Linked DNA regions of Homo sapiens: region 1 is linked to region 2. Evidence: chromatin loops called from intact Hi-C (ENCODE). Cell type or tissue: B cell. All regions are shown on one strand.

Evidence for each region. Hi-C counts contacts between places; a loop is a spot of excess contacts. Peaks named below come from ENCODE experiments on the same cell type or tissue, not always from the same donor. Only the 100,000 strongest peaks of a DNase experiment are listed, where the experiment ranks them.
Region 1: it touches region 2 in a loop (19-fold over the local background); 7 of 110 quality-filtered maps call a loop at or near these places.

The regions. Positions count from the first base shown.
Region 1 is chr3:97,760,852-97,768,851 of GRCh38, forward strand. EPHA6 (EPH receptor A6) reads left to right here. Exons shown (of 18, transcript NM_001080448.3): 18 at 1-681. ARL6 (ARF like GTPase 6) reads left to right here and starts at 3,907. Exons shown (of 8, transcript NM_001278293.3): 1 at 3,907-4,126; 2 at 7,230-7,379. The coding sequence starts at 7,257. RefSeq lists enhancers at 3,238-3,739, 3,375-3,914, 3,740-4,239, 3,955-4,064. In B cell, no CTCF peak of the experiment used is centred here; DNase peaks (open chromatin) are centred at 3,750 and 3,870; H3K4me3 peaks cover 1,587 bases; H3K27ac peaks cover 1,609 bases.
Region 2 is chr3:98,589,426-98,597,425 of GRCh38, forward strand. It overlaps CPOX (coproporphyrinogen oxidase), which reads right to left and starts at 4,186. Exons shown (of 7, transcript NM_000097.7): 1 at 3,524-4,186; 2 at 1,587-1,730; 3 at 1,207-1,317. The coding sequence starts at 4,079. RefSeq lists a silencer at 3,725-4,174 and an enhancer at 4,675-4,724. In B cell, CTCF peaks have their summits at 7,677 (motif pointing right) and 7,889; DNase peaks (open chromatin) are centred at 4,246 and 7,686; H3K4me3 peaks cover 1,710 bases; H3K27ac peaks cover 1,131 bases.

The DNA of each region.
Region 1 (8,000 bases), 830 kb before region 2:
TAACTTGTCATGAAGCTATTTATTATTAATTAAGGATTTAACTCTGTACCCATCTGCTCTTACAAAAGGGGAAAAAGATTTATCTATGAGAATAGGGAAGTATAGCACTGTTTTATGTTTTTCTCTTTAGTATTCTGTCACCATTTAAAGCTTCAATATATGCCTTCCACTCAGGTTCCTGACACAGCCTACATTCTCTTTTCTGGTTATAATCACAATATGGTAGAGCTATAAACAAGGTAAAAAGGTGTTAACAATTGAACTGCAATCCTACCTATTATCTACTTTACTATAGCAGTGAAGTAGTCCAGACTTATTTGAAGGTGGTACTATTTTTATCTTACAAAAATCTACTATAATATTAATAACTTTCCATGTAAATTTTCATGTGCTGGCATGCTTACAAGTTAATAGTGTTATAGAATGCTCAGCTCTCAATATGAGGGGTTGTTTGTGGTGAATTGCATAACATATGTCATCTATTTGCTGAAAGAATATGCTGTTTAGCAAACTACCTGCTGAGCAACATAATAAGATTTTTGTACAAGGTACAAATTACTAATTATTGTATTTTATTTTTCTATGATTTCCTAAGAGGCATTATCAGGGTCTTACAGATGGAGTAAGCCTGTTTATTAAAATATCTATTGGCAAATAAAAGTTACAGCTTTGGTGGTTGAATTTGTGACTTTTTTGTATTGTTGTATTTATGCAGATCTAATGCAATTTATTTTTTGGTCTAATAAATCTAGATGCTGTTTAGATAATTTAGTAATTCTGGATGCAAAATCATAGTTGTAAATTTTTTAAATAATGTCATTAGGTTTAGACATAAATTCACAGAAATCACTATAAAAAACTAGTAAATATTTTTGTAGCGATTTTATATTGGAAAATATTTTGTGAGATTCAAGTAAATTAAAGTGTTCATTGCAGAGGCAGTACTGCACAGAAATTGCAGATGAAAAAAGGGTACACATAACATCAACTGTTGAAACACAGCTTTAGACCAAAGTTTACACCAAAAAGTTGCAGTAAGTTATAAATCAGGGATTATCTATATTCTTTTAAAAGTTGCTGGTGAGAAAATAACGCTAAAGTATCCTGAATTAATCAGAACAGTGCTGTGTTCATTATATCTGACTCTTTTCTTTTTTATAATTTTCTTACTACAGTTCTAAAAGCCAGTATGAAATTAAAACTGGTGAGAAGGTACCTAAAATTATCTTCTGTTATGGTTAAGTGGCTTTAAGAAAATCACGTAGCATTTTTAAAGCTTGTTATTGTCATAATAAAAAAGAGTCAAACTAACTTCTTAAATCAAGCGAAACAATTGTATCTCAGCCTCTGAATGTACTCGTGAGAGGAGTTTCAGTTGACAAAGCACCAAAACAGCAGAATCAACCATATGAAATATTTATATGTATTTATTTTTAATAGAGATGGGGTCTCCAACTTCTGGCCTCCGGAGATCCTCCTGCCTTACTTAGCCTCCCAAAGTGGTGGGATTACAGTGTGAGCCAGTGTGCCCAGCCTTTATGTTTTTTGTTTTGTTTTGTTTTTGAGTGCAGGGTCTCACCCTTTTGCCCAGGCCAGAGTGCAATGGCACAATCTCAGCTCACCGCAACCTCTGCCTCCCCGGTTCAAGCGATTCTCCTGCCTCAGCCGCTTGAGTAGCTGGGATTCCAGGAACGTGCCACCACACCCGGCTAATTTTTGTATCTTTAGTGGAGATGGGGTTTCACCATGTTGGCCAGGCTGGTCTTGAATTCCTGACCTGGTGATCCACCTGCTTCAGCCTCCCAAAGTGCTGGGATTACAGGCGTGAGACACCGGGCCTGGCAGCCTTTATGTTTTTTTAAGTTTAATATTTTCAAGGCTAACATTTTTTTCTAGATTATTTTACTGCTTTATTTCATAACATTTATCTCTAGTAATAAGCCATCTATCAACTATACTTATCTAAGATAACGATTTGACTAGCTACATTTTTGTAGAAGAATTATCTATCTGCCTTGTTTTCCTGAAAAGTTGGATGCTCAATATGTCCATTTTATTTCCAGTTTTCACCAAATGTTTTATATTAAGCCAAAAGAGATGAACTCAACCTAGAGGCAGAAAATATCAACTTTTAGCAGGAAAAATTGAGTCTGTCCATGAAAGTTTTCTGAAATATAACATTTCTGCCGATCGCTAAGAAAAAAAAATGTTATATTTTGGCCGCAAGCACATTAGCTTCCATCTCTTACAAGTAAGTCACAACACCCAGGCACACAGAAAAGTGTTCAACACCTCCCTGTCAATGCATTCACGATTAGAAGTTCAGAAGTTAAAGAACCACCATAGTTACGGTTTGGGTCAATTTTGTTTACACAATAAAAAGCTCAAGACAAAAGAAGACAGGACATTATTTATTGAACAATAAATATGTGCCAAACATCTGTATTTCTGTTATCTTTAATACTCAGAACTACCAGATAAGATAAATACTATATTTTTGAAGGTGAGGATAGAAGCACGGAGAAGGGTAAATTGGGCTAAGACCACACAGTAAGAAAGAATGTATTTCCATACTCCATTTTTACAAGGACATTTATATGTTGATATGCATCCATAGGGTCTTTGTTTTGTTTTTGTCTTTCAACAAGAATCACTAATCCAGAGCCGCTTTTGTTTTTTCGCTGTAAAAATGACAATTACATTTGGAAATTTGGAGAAGTGACAAAAGATAAATCACCCCATAATCACACGCTTACAACCGTCCCCCCTACCATATTACTTTGAAATAATTCCTTCTAGTCTCTTTTTGCACCCTCCTAGTCCATTTAATAGGCCAAATGAATTGACAGGCCAAAGAACAGGCAGTGCAGTAAACATACACTAGCTAGTTGAAAAGGGTCGCGCGGTGGGGGGCAGGGGGTCGGAAATCCTACACCCATGCAAACAAAAAAAATGAAGAGATACAAACCCCTATTTGAAGAATGAGGCCATTCGCTGGGGGTGAGGTTAGTGGAGTTGGGCAGATTGAAAGGCTAGATCTTTAAAATGACTGCATCTGTAATGTGTCCGTTGGAAAACGCAGTAATAAAAGATGTGGGGAAGGGTATGCCTAAATATTTTCTATTTGAAGACCATTTGTGACTATGACTATAAAATCCAAGTGCAATTTAAGAAGGTGGTCAACTTTAAGTATTGACTATTAATACCTTTCCTGACCACCTGCCGATTTGATTCTGGAGACTGTAATCTACTCACAGGAGATTATGCCTGGTAGAAATCTCTTCGGGAGACCACACAACTAAGAAGCAGGGGTACAGGCATACTTTATTAGCCGAATAACACCTTTTGACTTTTTACACCAGTTCTCCCCTCTACCTTCCTGTATTAACAGTTTTACCTCTACAGGGACTCAGGGTGGGAGGCCTATCAGAACCCAGAGAAGAGTCGGTGCGATGGGCAACTGGGGAACTCCGGCGCACATCTTGCCCCAGGGGGGACAGTATCGTCTTGCAGTCGTTGCCACAACGCTACGCTGGTGCCCGGTAACGACACTCTCCGCGCCACACCCAGCGCCAGCCTCTTGGATCCCCAGGAAGACCAGGGCCGAGCGACAAACACGCAGCACACGCGAACGCCAAACGCTTCCCAGAAAGCTGTGCGCGAGCCTACAACTCCCATGATGCTACGCCGGGAACTGCCCGGCTCCTCGCAGGAAATAGGCAGCTCACCCTGCCACCTGTGCACACATTTTTCTTCAATGTATAGTTCCTCGGCGCGCCTCTGACCTTTTCCCGGAGCTCTTCAATCCCAGAAGCTATAGCACAACGGCTGAATCGCCAGGACCCCCGGGGAGGCGTGGCTTCAGGACCGGAAGAAGCTCCTGTTGCCAAGGGAACGGTGCCTGCCAAGGCGCCTGCTCAGCGACTGATGCACAGACTGCTGCAGAGGCTGCCGGTTTTCCCAACTTCTAGAGACGGCTTTGCTCATTACCAGGCATCCTTCCCATGTAGGCATCGAGAAGAAGGCTGAGGGACCCTCGCACCAGATTTCCATCCCGGAGACCGATACGAGTGCGTCCATTCCTGTTGCCAGCTCCTGCGCCCTCCGGACTAACCTCAAAAACCAGGTATCTCCTCAACGCCGGTTTTTAAAGCCAGCGCCACCCTCTGTCCCCGTCAGTTTTAGAATTCCTCTTTGGTCTTTCCCATGTTTTTCACTCCACGCGTGTAGTTGTTGCTAATGTATGAGAAGTAGAAAAGAAGGTGAGTTATAGAGGCCCTAGAAAACTTACTAAACTGGTTTGGACGTATGTTTGGTTGATGGGTTTTAACAATGCTCAACTTAGACCCGTGTATTGGGGGTGTGTGTGTGTGTGTGTGTGTGTGTGTGTGTGTGTGTGTAAGTGTAATTTAAATTATATCATAAAAAACTGAAAGCCGAATAAGAATGTTTATTTGGGGTAATAAAAGTAGGCAACATTTCAATCAACAAACACTTTACAGAGTTTACTAAGTATCATTCGTGGTGTTTTCTCTGGGCTACCACTCTGTCTCTGCAGCTTACCCTCTAAGCTGTTAACTGTGGATAACATCCTAATTCTTCTGGACTTCTCTGGCAATATGTAATCCTTTAGGAAACAGTCTGTCAGACAATAACCAAGAGAATTTGGCTGGTGTGCAAAGAGAGGGTTACAGTAAGATAAGAAACAAGAAAGGAAGATTGGAGCCAGATTGTGGACAACCTTAAAAGCTGTGCTTGGAAGTTTGAAACTACTGGCTTTATTCTGAAAGCCAGTAGTTCTCAATAGTAACTTCACATCAGAAACACTGGGTAGCTTTTAAAACTACAGATGCCCTGATCTTATTTTCAAAAATTCGGATTCAGCAATTGATTTCAGAGTGCAGCCAGGGTTGAGAATCATGGCTATCAGAGTAGGAAGCTGCAGAAAACAGTTGTGTCTCTCGCTGCACACTTAAGACACGATTAACAAATATTGACTGGCTTCAATTATCTTTTATTTATGCATGCAGAAAGTCAACTTATGGAAGGAAAATTATAACTACTTGAAACGTAGAAGTTTAAAGGCTCTATGATAGTTGTTTATAAAGCAATTTCAATAAATGTGATTACCTCTTTTAGAAAAACTGCCTGCTCTTCTAAATTGTGTGTCCCAAAATATTTCATTAACAAGTATCAAGTGATAATCCATGGAAAAGTGATGGAAAGTCACAATACAAGGTACTGTGAAAAACGAATATTCAAGCATCAGGCTTTAAACACTCAGTGCTTTATAGTAGATGCTTAAAGGGGGGAAAATGTGAGAAGTTGTCGTTTTTAAAACATAAGTTCTAAATTATGAAATGGAGAACAAGATATAAGCATTTATATCAATATGTTTATGCAGTAAATAAAGTGAGTAATAGCAAATTTACTTTGAAATCAAATGGTATGTGTGAATTGCTTCATGACATCAGAAGGTTAATTTAAAATAGATTTTACAAATGCTGGTCCTTAAGCTGTAATTTAAAGAAATGGACTGAATAAGATTTGAATCTCTGATACAAGGAGAAAAGCAGATTGAAGTGGCACAAATGGAAGTACCTGAGGTCAAACTCATCCTTGGGGAAAGACAAACGTGGTTCTGTAATAGGCCTCACCTTTTGGCATGGCACTGTTCCATCTCTTCTCTGCACATCACTGAAATTTAGTTTTGAAATTTCTACCCATAATCATATCCCAAAAGGCCTAAGCAAAATGTTGACTATGCAACCTCCTTTTAGATACAGTTGTCTTGGAAGCCTGTTATTGATAAAGTTGCTGCAGCCTCACATCCTTCAAGGTATGGCCTTGCCTGAAATTGTATGGAATAAAAAGTATTGAAGAAACTGTAATATGACAGGTTGCTTATGCAACCTTAGATGGAGATGAGAATAAGTCAATTTAATGAGAATAAAAACATTAGAGAACTAATGTTGGTGAGTAATGAGAAATATTTGGTACATAGATATATTGTAGCAGTTCCTGCAGCAGTTGGGGGCTGGAAAAAGGGATCTATCTCCCTGTCCTTCTACCACAAAGTAATGGTTTGGGGAGCAATGGACCCAAAGTGAGCTCCTTTGAAAAGTTTAGTTTGGAGACCTGAAGTGTAAATTTAACAGTACCTTAGATGAATATAAACAGCCATAAAGTTACCACATAGCAAGTTTTATGTACACAGCAGTTTTATTTGACTTCCAAATACTTCTATTTTTGGATTGCTGATAGTTTTTTTTTAAGTTTGCATTAGAAAGAATTTTTTTTTCAAAGAATCAATACAATTGAACAAGAGAAATGAACACTTTAGGGACAAGTTAACAAAGAAATTTTTAAGATACTTAAAAAACTAAATTAAAATCTACAATCAGTATTTACTTCCTTATTCTATACTAATACGATAAAGTCCTTTTAAAATAGCACTTAGGAGGATGTTTCAGATAAGTTACAGTTAAAAAACAGATATTTAGTAAGGTTCAATAAATTGAATGTGTGTATGTATTTATGCATAACCTTCTTCACAAAGGGATTTGTGGTGACTTACAAAGATGTATGTATAGGATAAGGGGAAATAAGGATAAGTATTTCAGGATTCTTTGCTTCTACTGAGAGAAAACCCTACTTAAACTGGAAATAACCAAGCAAGCAAAAAAAAAGTGAATTTATTGTAACTTCATATTATTACAAAATATAACAATGGGGCTGGCTTCTGATAAAGATTTAACAGTGGCTTAAATGATATCACCAAAATCTCAAAATCTGTCTGCTTTTCAGATCTGCCTTCTACTTTCTGCCTTCTACATGAACCCCATTGCCCATTCATTGTTTCAGATTTTCTGGAAAGGCTACGGCCTAATTCTTCCATATTTTCAAGTATCACAATTCGCAGACTCCAAATGATACTGAGGCTGACCATGTTTTATTCTTAAATATGATAAATTACAGAGAGAAATGTTGTTATTTCCAAGGCATTGTTCTGTGTTGCCACCTGTTATAAGCTGCAAATCTGCGTGTCAGTTAAGGCTCCTTTCTGGTAATCAGCTTACACTGTGTTTACTAAGTGCAAAGCTACATTGACATAGTTTTCACACTATTATTATGTGTATTTAAATTATTACCTTTTTTTAATACACCTACCAATATTTTCCATAACTTAAGGTGCCTTTGGGTAATATTTTATTTTTTCTTAATTGCAGCTGGTTTGTAAATATTTGAATCACATTATGGGATTGCTAGACAGACTTTCAGTCTTGCTTGGCCTGAAGAAGAAGGAGGTTCATGTTTTGTGCCTTGGGCTAGATAATAGTGGCAAAACGACGATCATTAACAAACTTAAACCTTCAAATGTAAGTATCTTTGTTAGATGCTTTATGTATTTTCTGCTACTAAAGAAAATTAATGTGCAGAATTATGTTATATGACGTTAAAACCGCATATAATCACATTAAGATATTCTGTTAACCTTTCAGTACCTTTAAGTATCCTCAGCCATAATTTGCAGTATATTTTACACAGTAAATTTTAATTATTAAACTGGAATATTATTTTCAAATGTCTTTTCTTTCAAAAGTTCTTCACAGATTTACTGAGTTTACTTTAAATGTCATTGCCTTCTTTTTAGTTTCCTCCTTACAGGAGGAGCAAAACAGAGAAAGGTGAAACATTTTTATAGGTTCTATGGATAATTAGACAATTTTTGAAAGTATAGTATGCATATTAGTAATAGTAAGCAAGATGATTTTAAGCAACAAGTGTATGGACATATTGTAATAACTGAAAAATATATAAAGCTAGCACATTTAACATGTGATGTATAAGTTAAAGTTAAAGTCTGCTGCATATAAAGAAAGCCTATCTAATAGGGCTTTCCTAATTTCTGGCACCAATTCCTGAGCCTTTATGTTTGGACAACTCTCCTGCCTTATCAGAAAAACTGACCTCCAGGTCCAGAGAAAAGTGATTGGCTT
Region 2 (8,000 bases):
ACACTGGTGGATCAGGAAGTGGATTGCAACTCTGGCTGTATATAAGAATCACATGACGAGCTTAAAATAGCTCTTCTAGATCACAATAAACACACACACACACACACACATCTCTGGCCCAGGAATCTGTAGTTTATAAAACTCCCCAGGAGATTCTGACACTCCTTGTATTAAGAACCATTGCCAACCCCTCCCCTTTCCTAGAAAGAGTAAAAACACTTGCTGAGGTAACTTACCACTTGAGAATAACTGTTTCATGTGCTCACAGGTCCATGAGTTGTCAATACCAGTTACCAACTTTAAACATAAAAGGTTGAACCAAGCTGAATGGCTTCAAAATGAAAAGTTAAAGCAGTGACTTTAAATGCCATCACCTACAGAGACACCAATAAGAATAGGTGTGGCACTGCACATGTACTCTGACATCTAGTATCAGATAAAAGACAGGCTGGAACTATGTGCACAGGAGGCATGATCAACTGCATCCCATTTTAAACCCACTGCTAATGCCCTGGTGACTAGCAAAGCTATGCATATGTAAAATATTTTCCAAAAGCAAGTTCTCAATTTCAATTTAACCTCGTACATAAGGTATTCCTTCAGATGTAATGAATTTATGTTTGCAAAGAACTCTGGGTGCACACTAAAGTTCAGGTTCATTCCTTCTATGTTGGAGGAAATATGGGAAGGTTAGAGTCAGTCAATACCATTCTTTTTGTTTTGTTTTGTTTTGTTTTTTTGAGACGGAGTCTCGCTCTGTCACCCAGGCTGGAGTGCAGTGGCACAATCTCCGCTCACTGCAACCTCCGCCTCCCAGGTTCAAGTGATTCTTCCACCTCAGCTGCCCGAATAGCTGGGACTACAGGTGCGTGCCAGCACGCCCAGCTAAGTTTTTGTATTTTTAGTAGAGAGGAGATTTCACCATGTTGGCCAGGCTGGTCTCAAACTCCTAACCTCAGGTGATCTGCCCACCTCAGCCTCCCAAAGTGCTGGGATTACAGGTATGAGCCACCAAGCCTGGCCCCATTCTTACTTGTCATGTCTCAGGCATAATCCATTGCACTTGCCAAGAAATTGCCTTTACATTGCCTCCTGAAAGACCTAATTAAGACTATTCTTTCTCGCTTTTAGATGTTATGCCCTCTTATCTGTTTTAAAATGCACATTTTGCACGACAGTACTTTCCGTAGCTCCTGAGACCCTTACCATCAGCTTCTTCTACTTCAAAGTATCTGTAGTTGAAATGGATAGTAGGAGCATGAGGATTCTTGGGGTGGATAACAGAGCTCACGCCCATAGCACAAAATGGCAATTTACCTGGAAAGTAAAATATGAGTCATGAGCTATATTCAGTTACCTTGAATGCCTTGATACAATTTCACTCTAATATGATTTCCAAGTCAATTTTCAAAAGCTGCTTTTTAATTTGTCACTTAAAAACATAATTTTAAAAAAGTATTTGTCAACGTGCGGCATATGAACCCGAATGGCTTTTTTCAGAAGCAATATTTATTTTATAAATAAAACTTGTGGGCAAAATAAGGTTTGCAGGGACTATTAGAGACTATCAAGACTGTCTGATTTACCATCTTTAGTCTTCAGAACTTTTCCTCTGCTTCTCATTTGTTTTGCAGCTTCCTCTGAAAGATTTCCATGAACAACAGAAATGCTCACCCCAGCCTTTTCGAAAACACACCCATCTTGAAGTACACAGCTGATGCCGCCACCTCCTGTGTATAGAAATGTAAAAAAGGAGAGAATGTAAGAGTATGTGCAAAACTGAAAGCAACACTTGCATGAAGATGGTTATTTTCCCGTTTCCCAAATCTTTTATATCAGTGTATTTATCATTTTATGTACAATACAATTAGATAACTAGCTTAGCTTTATGACATATGCTATTAATATTGGGCAAATACTAGACCTTCTCATATCACTAAACTGAATATTTCTTCAACATTCTCCTGCCATCATCTAAAATAAATCACTGGAATATTCTCCCTTCAGATTCTACTGTTCAGAATGGCATCTATCAGTTATGATATATGAGAGAAAGCTAAGGTTAAAAATAGGAATGGGTAGACTTGAAGGGTGTTCTATTATTACTGAATTTAAGAGATCTATATTGTTTCAAAAATTTCTTTCTCAGTGGGCTGCTTGCCTTTTAATTTACAAGCAATTAAGAAACAGTAGGTAATCAAATTCTGAAGGGATTCAGAACCTTAGAGTGAGTGAGACGCACATTAGTATTCACGTGTATCAGCCTTACTAATTTTTTTTCTTAAGGTATTAGGGTCACTGCAAGGGCAATGTTTCATGAAAGTTCATGTTTGGCTTGTTTTATTTCTAAGAACATTTAGAGCTGGATGGGACATAAGATGATCCAGTACAACCCTCATATATTCCAAATGAGAAAACTGAGGACCAGAGGGGCAAAACATCTTATCCAAGATCAAACTGCTGACAAGTGGCTGCAACAATTTGTCTAAATGCTGTCTATGCTTCAGACAATATTCTAAGCACTTCACATATATTCCATCCATATATATATATATATATGTATATGGATATATATATATATATATGTAGTATGAGGATTAAAAGAGATGAAATACATATATATTTCATAGATGGGAAAACAGCCATAAAAAAGTAACTTCTGAGGATCACACAGCTGGTCTAGTACTTGAGGTTGTGTCCTGGTTCAGTGGTCTTTGCTTGAAAACATAAGATGGAAAACTAGACTGAACTTCATTTAATATAGATGTGTCAGTATCACAGCTCAAAATCTGCCGGTGAGAAGCTGCTGTTGTATTTCCAGCTAGGAAAAGTCAGGAATCTTTCAAGTTTCCACTCAAGATGTGGGGTTTCACTGTATGGGCAACAACATGGTCATGAATGTACGCCTCTACGAGAACTGGGTTTTGATGCTCAAGTATTTTGATATTGGAAGAGAAGATTTTCCTAGCAGGAAATCTGATGCGTGCATTTGGTAGTGCTACTGAGAAACGAATCAAATATATCTTGTGTAACAGTAAAAAGAAGTGGGAAGATTCTGACACAATGACATCCTGGCTGGAGGAGTTTAGCCGACACTTAGCGCACAGGAGATGAGTTCTTTCCATCTCCTAAAGAGGAAAAAGGGCAAATTCACCCAGAGAAGGAGAGAAAATGTGTTCCATAATCTATTGAAATTTATGTTCAGTAACGAACTTTGGACATCTAAGCTTGTTAGCTGCAAATACCCCTTAAGAGTTCTACAAAAAAATGCTGCTACGGAATTGCAAAGATTTTGAAATGCAGTACTACAGTGACAGCTGATCCGGGTCCATACCTGCAAGCAGAGGGCTAGTGACCCTTTCGTGTCCATCTTTTTATCAGCGGCCTCTAACCAAGCGGCCTCTCTGTGGGTACCCCCTACCTACCCCATCCCATATTGTGAACTATTATATTTTCTGTCTGCAACCTGGAACCTGACCCTTTTTCCCTGTCTCCAACTCCCGCCAGGGGCCGGCCTCCTTACCTTCCTTCCTCTCCCACCGGTCCACAGAAAAGTTGGCGCCCCCGTCTACCTGTGCCAGAGCCTGGCACACCTGGGCCTGGGTCTCCAGAATCAGCAGCTCCATCTTGGTCTTCATGTCGCCCGGCCTCCTTCGCAGCTCGCCCAGGTCGGTCACAGGCGGGGCCATGAAGCTGCTGCAGCGGTGGGCCAGCTCATCCTCCTCCTCCTCCGGCCTCCCCAGCGAAGTGGCCCGCGTCCCCGAGGTCTTAGGCAACATCTCCGCCCGCTGCACATGCCCGAAGGCGGCGGTGGCCAGCCCCACCAACCCCGCCAGCGCCGCGGCCAGCCCTGTCCCCACCCAGGGGCCGCCTCTCGACGTCGAGCCGTGCCCCAGCCCGCGGCTCTGCTCCGTGCCAGCCGGGCCAGGGGGCCGGCAGACGCGTCCGGCTGCGCTGCGCTGGGACCAGGCTCGGAGCCCTCCGCCGCCGCACTGGGACCAGGCGCGGGGCCCTCCGCAGCCGCCCCGCGCCACGAGCCAGCAGGGGCCCGAGCTCAGCCTGCCCAGCTGCAAGGCCATGTTCCCGCACTATCACCTGGAGCAGTGCCTGCGTCCCAGAGCCCTGCGTTTGAGCCCCCCACCCAGACCCCCGGAGTATTGAGCCGGCGAGCTGCACAGGCGGAAAGAACCTTTCGAGAAGAGCCGCTGCAGCGTCGGGCTCCGGAGGCGGGGGCGGGAACTGGGGCGCGCTGGGAGCTGTAGTCCGGATCCTATCGCCGCCTGCGGCGTCCCTGCGCGGGGCGGGAGATAAGAATCCGACGCGCCCAGAAGGGCTGGTCCGAAGGGAAGAGAGTGGGGCGGGGACGGTGCTGTGGAAGGGACGGGAGAGATAAAAGAGGCTTTCTTGTCACGTACAACCTCGGGTCGGCTGTTTACTCAGCCAAGGAGAGAAGATAGAGTAGGGCTGGGAGGCTGAGGGCGGACTGGGGCGGAAATGTGGCAGAGATCCCAGTCCCGCTTACATTTTCAAACAGGATTTGCGAATACAGAGCCTGGCTCAGGATCTGTATAGACCCGCCCTTCGCCCTGGGTCCTGGTCCTCTAGAGTTTTTAGAGGGGATGGGCAGGCTGGGAAACTCTTTGCTGAAGGATGGTTTTCTAAAGAGAGTGGGAGAAGCTAGTAATGGACTCGGAAGAGAGTCGAGGAGAAGACTTTCTGTGATCGAGTCCACATCACAGTTCTGTCCTTAAGATTTCCCCAGGCTGGGGCCGGGCGCGGTGGCTCAAGCCTGTAATGCTAGCATTTTGGAAAGCCGAGGCGGTTGGATCACATGAGGTCAGGAGTTCGAGACCAGCCAACATGGTGAAACCCTGTCTCTACTAAAACTACAAAAAAATAGCCGGGCGTGGCGGCGTGCACCTGTAGGCTCAGCTACTCGGGAGGCTGAGGCAGGAGAATCGCTTGAACCCGGGAGGCAGAGGTTGTAGTGAGCCGAGATCGCACCACTGCACTCCAGCCTGGGTGACAGAGTGAGACTCTGTCTCAGAAAAAAAAAAAAAAAAAAAAGGTTTCCCCAGGCCTTGCTTCTATAGTGCCTACTTGATTATTTTAGAAAAAGGAAAAGCAACGTGACTGTTTTGGTTAACCAGTAGAAAATTCCTGACTTGGTGTGTTTTGGTGATTAACAAATAAGAATTTAAAAAATAGTTATTCTACTACTGTAGGGTGCTCCCAAATATTGCTCACGTTTAATACTTACAACAACTGCTACAAACTAGGCAAGGCAAATATCCACACTTCCTCCTACTCTGTCTCCCTTCCCCCACCCTTTAAAGAAATGAGGAAAGAAGCTAATAGATTTGACAGGCAGGTCTTTGTCTCCCCTGTAACCATACCACAGCTCCATGGTTCCTGGACGTAAAAGTGTGAGAACTATTGTCATGGGCTAATTTGTCCCATAAGTCTCCGGGATGATTTTAATTTCTAGTAGTAGATAATAATTTAAGCCACTGGTAGCTTTTCCCACAAGTGTTTTCTTTGTGGCAGGATGCACTGATGGAACTTCAATGGCTTTTGAGTCAGATCAATTGGCATCTTGTCCACACACAACTGTACCTGGCAGCTCTCACTGGGACATGATGTTAGCAAGGTGGGTGTGCTTGCCGAAGCCTCACCACTGAGAATCTGTGAAAAGTAAAGGCTTGGATTGAGAAGTGACTAAGCGACTTTTAGGGAAGAAAAACAATTAGCTTTTGGTCATAGTGCAACCTGCCAGGAGGCCAAGTTAGAAGTGGAGGAAGGGAAATAAGAATTGTCATTGTAGGAAGGGTTGATGGCCTCTACTGGATGCCTGTGATGGGGTTGGGCTGGGCCTGGTGATGATAAATGAACCTCATCAAATGAAAAGGAACCTCCCTGGTACGTTTATTTGTAAGAAACCCCCTCATTATTGCTCTAATTCTGCTAAAAATACCCATAAAGTTAGTAAAGCCCATAAAGTTAGTTAAAGCTAAGTAAGAACAGACTGTTTTGAACATTTGCCCGGTCACAAAGGCTGATCCTGAGCAAATTGCATACTAGATTCCAGGTTTCCATCCCTCTCATCCTTAGCCTCTCTATACGAAGGGCCTCACTCCTTTCTTCCTCTGGTTCCTAGCACCCTCCCTACTGGCAAACTGTTATTCAATGCTTAAGAAAGGCTTCAATAACTTTGTTAGTGTGAGTTTAAATCACCTTTCTGGAGGTTCAAATTGTTCCCAAGTGGGATACTTATATTTAAGTTGTATTTGTCGGTATGGGGGAAGAAAAAAAGACATCACCTATCTAAGTAATTTCTTACATCAGAAAACTAGTTGGGACAAATAAAAAGTTTCTAATAAGTTGTAGAAAGTAAAGTGTAAAGTAGAAGTTCTTGTCTGTTTTTTAGCTTAGTTTCTTGCATTGCTTTCCAACTATTTTTTATGTGACCCTATTGCAAAGATGATTCTGCCTAGCCTTATAGGTATTAGTACATAAACATCATTTTTCAAACTCCACATGCTTCTCAGAATCCTTACGAACTTTTTCCTAAAGCCCTGTTGAACATAACTTATTTTAGGCCTGCTGGTGCATGTTAGAGAGAGTTCTAATGTTTATCCCTCTGGTAGCTTTACTGCCTTCTAACAACACACACACACACACACACACACACACCTAGAATTCTCACTATTTTTACTAAACTATACTATTTTCAACAATTATAAAATTCTGAAAGCCAAAGTTAAGAAATGTATTACCAAATTCACTCAGTTCTGTTGCTTTCAGATAGATACAGAAACTCAGGCTAATTAGTAACAAAATATTGCTGAAAATCTGTGTTTGCCTTGGCATCCTTCTGCCCAACTCATCAGAAATTTTGGTGGGGTGATGGGAGGGGGGTGGTAGGATTACCAAGGAAGTAGAATTTTTAAAATGTTAATTCATTTTTTTCTCCTAGAATTTGTATTTTAAACTTTTAGGTCTATAGTAGCAAATGCTTACATAGATTATTAAAATAATTGGTTCTTAAAGCTGTTTATATTTATAGTCTAAATATCCAATGCAATTTAGTGTTGTCAACTTGCTTTTTCTTTAACTGGTGTAATTTTGAAATTATTTTTTCACAAAGGTATAGATACCATTTCAGGGAGGTTTTATGAAAGGGACTAACTCATGGTACCTATCCTTTCAGTCCCTGTGGCTTCTCCCTAATTCTTCCCTATAGTAATATTGATGTAATGTCTGGAGTTGCAGCAACCATTTTGTGACTAAGACTCTGAAAGTCCCATGTAAAAGTTTGCAGAGCAGTCAGAAAGAAGGAACCTTGGTCCTGATGACATCCATGAGCAAATGCACCAGCACTGGGCCACTAACCTTTGAACTTCTTGTTATATGAGAAAAAATAATTTAAAGAACTGTCTGCCAGGTGTTTTGTTGCAGCTTAAGCCTTTCTGATATAGACTGTTTCCCACCTTGGTTCAAATACCTACCATGGGACCAACCAATAAAAAATAGCCATGAGTGAAAAAATGGGATCATGTAAGAACATGGACTCTCCCGTTAGTGTTTTGGGGTAGGGAAGTTGGAGATATCATGTGGGGTATCATTTCTAGACAAAGGGAAATGTGATGAGCAGAAAGTACCATAAATGCCCACCAGAGGGAGAAATTTTTGAATATGATTCTAGGGTTTTGAGCCTACATATCTAAGATTAACAAAAATAGGGAACTTAGAAAGAAGAACTAGCAGGTACAGAGCAGGAGTTTATAGGGAGGACAGGAGATAATCAGTTTGATAGAGACAATTCTTAATAGAAGTATTCCCACCAGTTTAGCTAAAGCTCTCTGGCTGTTCCATTTGCCCAGATACAGGAGCTTCCTGGCCACTCCATCCCTTCAGTATAAAATGCTCTTACCATCCATTCTCAGAGTCTTAAAAATGTTATGGGCCAACCAAAAAGGTGGGTCATTTGAGAAGATGCT